Regions from separate parts of the Mus musculus genome. Here region 1 is linked to region 2. The links are chromatin loops, found by intact Hi-C in ENCODE. Cell type or tissue: gastrocnemius. All regions are shown on one strand. Links, peaks and the distances in the headings refer to the core of each region. The heading gives the core; the rest is flanking DNA. Region 1 has its middle 30 kb from the start of Gm34397. Region 2 has its middle 29 kb from the start of Sox14.

Region 1 (2,917 bases), core at 161-2,660, 530 kb after region 2:
GGAGTGATGCACAGATCTCCACAAAGAAAGGCTTAGAAGATAAACACATGAGAACTTCAAAACTAACTAACTTCAAAACTCAAGTATAAGAGCGCATACACATGAAGGTGCCGTGATGAAACCCACTACTACACGCATGCTAACCGAAAATATTAATTTGAAAAAGAGCACATTGGGCTGGAGAGATGGCTCAGCTGCTAAAGGCTAGGCTCACAACCAAAGACGTAAGAAAAAAGAGTACAGTGTTTGGAAGTCCAAGTCAGGAGGAAGAGCAGGAAGGAACTTAACCACCTAGGTTACACAGCAAAGTCCTGTCTTTAAAATAAATAAATAAATAAATAAATAAATAAATAAATAAATACTTCAAAATGACAATAAAGACAACAGCAGAACTGGCATTTTGTAAGTTAGGAAAATAAACCAAGGTCGTGACATCGTAACATCCCCTTTCCCAGGGAAAGAGGAACATGAGAGTACCCCGGGAAGGGAACTGAAGGAGACTTCAATTTCATGGCATTCTGTTTCTTTTAAACAACTTTAAAGCTTAGAACAAAAATGGCTTAAGTGTTGCTATCGTTAGCGCTAGGTAGTAGTAAGGATGTGGTTGATCTTATATCGCTCTCTCTATTTTTGTGTATTTTTTTTCTTCCAAAGAAGGAAGGAATAAAAACAGAAGGCAAATGTTGCCATCACGGCTCACCTTGGCTCAAGAGCCAAACAGCAAATGGGCAGCAGCTCAGATGGGCCCCACTCTGGTCAGCCATCCTCCTCACCTGTGTCTTCTCCTCATGTCGTGCAACCCATTGCTCACAATAGAACACAACTTATTCTGCAAAATGCATATTCTCTTTTTCAATTAGAATTCCGTATTAGGTTTCAACCGTTTTGTTTTGTTTTGTTTCCTTTCTTTCTTTCTCAGCATTATCCATGAATTCGGGTTTCAGGGAGAACTCGTGAGAAGGGGCGTGTTACCTACCTCCCTCTAACAATGGAAAACAGTCTCTGAACTAAAAGGCTTAGGAAGTACTAATTAAATTGTACTCATTAGGAATTAGTAATTAAAACACACTCACTAATCAAAATACTACTTAATATAAATATTACCCTCATAGAAAAACTGGAAGTACCGGCCCCTGGGGAGTCATCTGTACCTGGTAGAGTACCTCCTGGCTGAAGAGTCTTCTATCAGCTGGTGATGGCCACCCCACAGACAGAGAAGTACTTTGGGGGACTCAAGATGGCTTTATGTTTTCTGTTAGTCACATCAGAAAGGTGAACGTCAGAAGGGTGATTATAAGGGGCTGTGGGACTAGGGAGAGGTGGTTTGAGGTGTTTGCTCTGTTTAGCACCAGGTTTGTCCTTGGTAGTGAAAGAACGTGCTAAGTCAGCCAGAGTGTGTGGTCACGGCTTCTGTAGGACCCCAGAAAGCTGAGCCTACACTTACTTCCCAGTGCCTCTGATCTCGGACTCAAAATAGCTCATCGCTGGGCTCTCTCATGTAATTGGGACCAGAAAGGGGAACTGCAAAGAAGACAAAATGGAATGGAAGGTACCGGACAGTCATCCTTTCTCAATTCAGAAAAAAAAAAAAAAAAAGACTCTGAAGTTCGGTGAGAGTGGGGGGTGGGGTTTAGGTCAGTGCTTATATTGACGGACGCTTGATGGATTTCTGGCTTCAAATGTTTTATCAAGACAATCCACCTTGTAGCAATCTCCAAAGAAGACTGTGTGCTCTATTAAGTCCTCAATTTGCTTTTTAAAAGTTACCAAATGTGCTTTTTCACAACAACGAAGAGCCATCTCCCTCCTGGAGCCAACGGAGTTTGTCACCCAGCTTCCTCGGCTTTGAAAAGCCAGCCATCAAAGAGCAAAGGAAATGTCATGACTTTGGAGCGGTCAGAAAGCCCTTAAGTCGCAGTGCAGGCTATTTCTCCTTTTGTGGCACAGAAAAGAGTGGACAAACACAATGAATACATAATCCCATTGTGCTTACACATGTGTAACAATCCTTCAAAATGAGGTGAGGGACAAAGATAGGAGATAGCAAGGCGGCCTGGGTCTTAACAGGATGGCTGGAAATTGTAGGGCCTGAACTGCTTCTGCAAACACAAACATGCACGCGGCAGCCGCAGCGGCAGCCATGAGAAAATGAGAATTAAAAATGGCATCCAATTCAGAACGCCAAGAGGCTTAGCCTAAGTGGCCTCTGCATAATTCACTTTGGACCCTTTCAGCCTGTCTGTTCCAGAGACAGGTCGGGGCCAAGGTTAGAGTCTTAAGCCATTCAAAATAACTGACTTTTAACTAATCATCAGGGTCACCGGTGGTTGGTAAAAAACACCTCTTCATGGTTTTCTCCTTCACCAAAGCCTTTCCTACCTCTTCTTGAAAAAAAGAAAAGAAAAACAAAAATTAAAAAAAAGAAAAGCCTTGTTGTCTTATATCCTGGTGTTTGCCCAAGGCCACCATTCTTCATCTGATCCCTGTAGCTTCCTCTTCTCCACTTTGGATCTTGGGGCAAACAACATGGTGTGTGAGCACCAGGTACCCTGGCAATGGTCTGCCATACCTTCTGAATCCGTGTGGTGTGTTTACATTCAGGAAAAAAAAAAAGGGTAGCCAAATGAACTTAACTTACCATTCCTCCTAACGTAAACTTCTATTCTGAGTCCAGCTCTTCCAAGTCTCTTTTCCAGCCAATAAATAAACAACCACAGTTTCCATTCTCATATCTCCCCGAGACCGGGGAGGACTATCACAGAATTGTGTTTTCTGGTCACCACAGGGTCACAGGACACTTGGGCTCACGGTGGCCATGGTTGCTTACACAAGACTCACCCAAGATCATACCTATCAAACTTCAGCCCAAATGGAGGAAGGATGCATGAGGCCCCACCACTAGCAGGGGAGCAATTGG
Region 2 (2,917 bases), core at 193-2,692:
TGCCTTGGTCACTTCCATATTTGTCAAATATTGTTCTGTAAGCGTAAACACACTGTAGTATCCATAAAATGCCATCAAGTGGAACATAATTTGATTTTTTTTGATGATGAGGTATTCAACAGTGTTACAGGGTGGTAAACACATATATAAACTAGAAATTTAGTTCTATTGGAGAATGTTAAATACTTAGTATTCCCTGGGATATACTTTATTAAGACTCATCTTTGCTAGGTGGTGGTGGTGCTCGCCTTTACTCTCAGTACTCAGGAGGCAGAGGCCAACCTGGACTAAAAAAGTGAGTTCCAGGACAGGCAGGACTACACAGAGAAACCTTATCTCAAACAGAACGAAACAGAAAAACAAAAAGATGACTAATTTTTACAGATATTTTTTAGGTCAATTCTGGCTTGCAAATGCAATGTTTGGCTTTGATAAATACAATGTAGCAGGGGCATTGAGGAAGATCCAGTGAAGTCCCTATTTCTCTTAAGCCCTGTTATGTTTTTCCCTTGGTTTATGTCTTCCACATGAAGCCAGTAGCTACTTCTTTCCCTCGGAGATGACACCACACTCTTACTTGTCTTGTTGAATGTACATCTCTGCAGTGGAGCAGAATTGAAATACCATTACAGAACTAATGTCTGATACCTAGTTATACAGAAATTATAAGTTTTTTTTTTTTGGAGGGGAGAGGGAGGTGTGGACTGTCTGGATTTTTTTCCAAGTTTTTACTAAAAAAAAAAATTGTTTATATCTGAAAATAGAATTGTACTAGAGGAGAATTTGAACCCAGAACACAACATTTGAGGTTGTTTTCTAACGATGACATCCTGGTCAGGGCCATGTGTCTTGGTTGACCACATGGCCTTCTTAGGGACAAACTTCAGACCTGCATACTTCCTTTTCCCGAGCGACAGGGACAGAATTCTAGTCCTTACAACAAGGATCATCAAAGAGAACGTTTGCAAGCTGTTTGTAAAAGATACTTTTATCATAAGAAAAGCAATTTTACTCCCTCCAGAATCTGTGTATCAATTCAAACATTTCCCCACAAATACATTCCAGTTGTCTTACATTGTTAAACCCTGCATCTTTTATCACCAACTCGAAATCCAGCTTTCAATGGGAGACATCTATTTCCACAATGTTCAAAAAAAGGATGTTGGTTTTCATAGTAAAAGCTGATATTATTATTTTAAGGGGCCACAATGTCATGCAGGGTGCTCACCTTTCCTGTGAGCCATTTTTACCAAGGTGTATCAAGTCATAAAGATTTCTCACACCATACGTTATTGCAACATTTCTGTTCTACTAGTAGCCTTATTTAGTCCATTGTATTAATCTTACTAAGTCAAATTTCCAACTCTCAGTAAGTCTTAGTTTATTTAAGAGCTCAGAGATGTGATCAGGAGGCGCTATAAATTGTTTACTTCAGTCCTTCTTGGCGTCTCCAGGATCTTGGGGACCCTATCCACTGAGCAGAAGAGACAAAATCTCCTTGTGCAACTTCACTTGGTGAGGAATTAACAGCATTCAATATGACCGCTAGGTGGCAGTGTTTCCCCGGGATGCTAAGGGAGCCTTGCTCTTCCCTGGGCAGCTTGGGGCAGAGTCTGAGCTTAGGGAACATTTTAAATACTGATAAAACCCAAAGACAGCCAAGTCCCAGAATGAGGAGGGCTGCTAAAGCAATTCAGAACCTTGGGAAGTAGAAATCTAGTTCTGATGTCAAGAACTGGGTTTGTAGAGACACTAAAATTGGATACATTTAGGGGCTGGTCACATCTAAAGAAGGAAACTTTTTGAGCCCCTTTGATTTTTAATTAATTTTTTTAATGGCTTGTCTTATCATTTACTAAGAAATTATACTGAGATCAAAAATTTTTTTTTACAAAAAGAAAGTTTCAGAACTCATGTACACTCAGGGCATGCTTTCTCAGTTAAAAGACTTAATGATTAGATGATGATGATGACAATAATAATAATAGTAATTAATAATAATAATAATAACACATGCGCACACACACACCCCTTAACAGATCTCTCTTCTTTCATTAAGTTGCAATAAGCTTTTGTGTGCTTTTAGAGGTTATAATCACTTATAACACCACTAGATATTTTCTTTGCTTGTTCTCTCTCTCTCTCTCTCTGTGTGTGTGCGCGCACACACATTTTCTTTATTTTAGAACTTGATAATTCTTGGTTCTATTGAATCTCCCTACCCCTCCAGTGTTCCTACACCTGATACGTTCAGGTAGTTTCCAGCAGTTCCAAATACGACAGACCACATTGGTTGTATTTCCCACAGTGGGAGCCCTGATTTTCTCTTAGGATCCCAATCCCTTTGATTAAGAATGGTGTGTTACCAGGGAATAGCAGAAGCACCTTATCATGCTTTGACAGGGCTGCTTAGCTAGGTGACATGACAGTGCACATCCTTAAATCCAGCCTGGGATCAGAAAGCCAAGAGAAAACACCAAAGAAGTTCTTTTAAAAATTATGTAAATTAGACTAAACAAATGAAAGATAACAGCATTTATTGTTGACATCACCAATTAGAATACTCCCCCCTTTAAGAAAAACAAAACAGAAAACAAAATGTAAAGGACTCTAAAATAGACCCAGGCTTTAGGTTATTGAGAATATCAATGAGGACTGATGTGGAGAACCAATGAACAGGGAAAAGTCATGCAGAAAGCATCCACTAAAGCCTTGGACCATTTCCTTCAGTAAAGTAATTTATCGGGTAACCCTAGTTAAAAAAAAAAAAAGATCCATGAGCAATAACCTTTGCAGTGTTACCTATAATTCTGAAGAGATAGAAAAGAAATCAAGTGTTTTAGCTGTTATTAGTTAAAAGTGCATCTAGCTGCTGAAAGAAACATCAAACAGTATCAAAGGTAAGCAGTGTGGAATA

Evidence for each region. Peaks named below come from ENCODE experiments on the same cell type or tissue, not always from the same donor. Only the 100,000 strongest peaks of a DNase experiment are listed, where the experiment ranks them.
Region 1: it touches region 2 in a loop (6-fold over the local background); 26 of 42 quality-filtered maps call a loop at or near these places.

Annotation. Positions count from the first base shown.
Region 1 is chr9:100,376,398-100,379,314 of GRCm38, forward strand. No RefSeq gene overlaps it. Among named protein-coding and RNA genes, the nearest start is that of Gm34397, 30 kb to the right of the region's middle. In gastrocnemius, for the core only: no CTCF peak of the experiment used is centred there; no DNase peak of the experiment used is centred there.
Region 2 is chr9:99,845,453-99,848,369 of GRCm38, forward strand. It overlaps the pseudogene Gm518. Among named protein-coding and RNA genes, the nearest start is that of Sox14, 29 kb to the right of the region's middle. In gastrocnemius, for the core only: a CTCF peak has its summit at 1,537 (motif pointing right); a DNase peak (open chromatin) is centred at 1,553.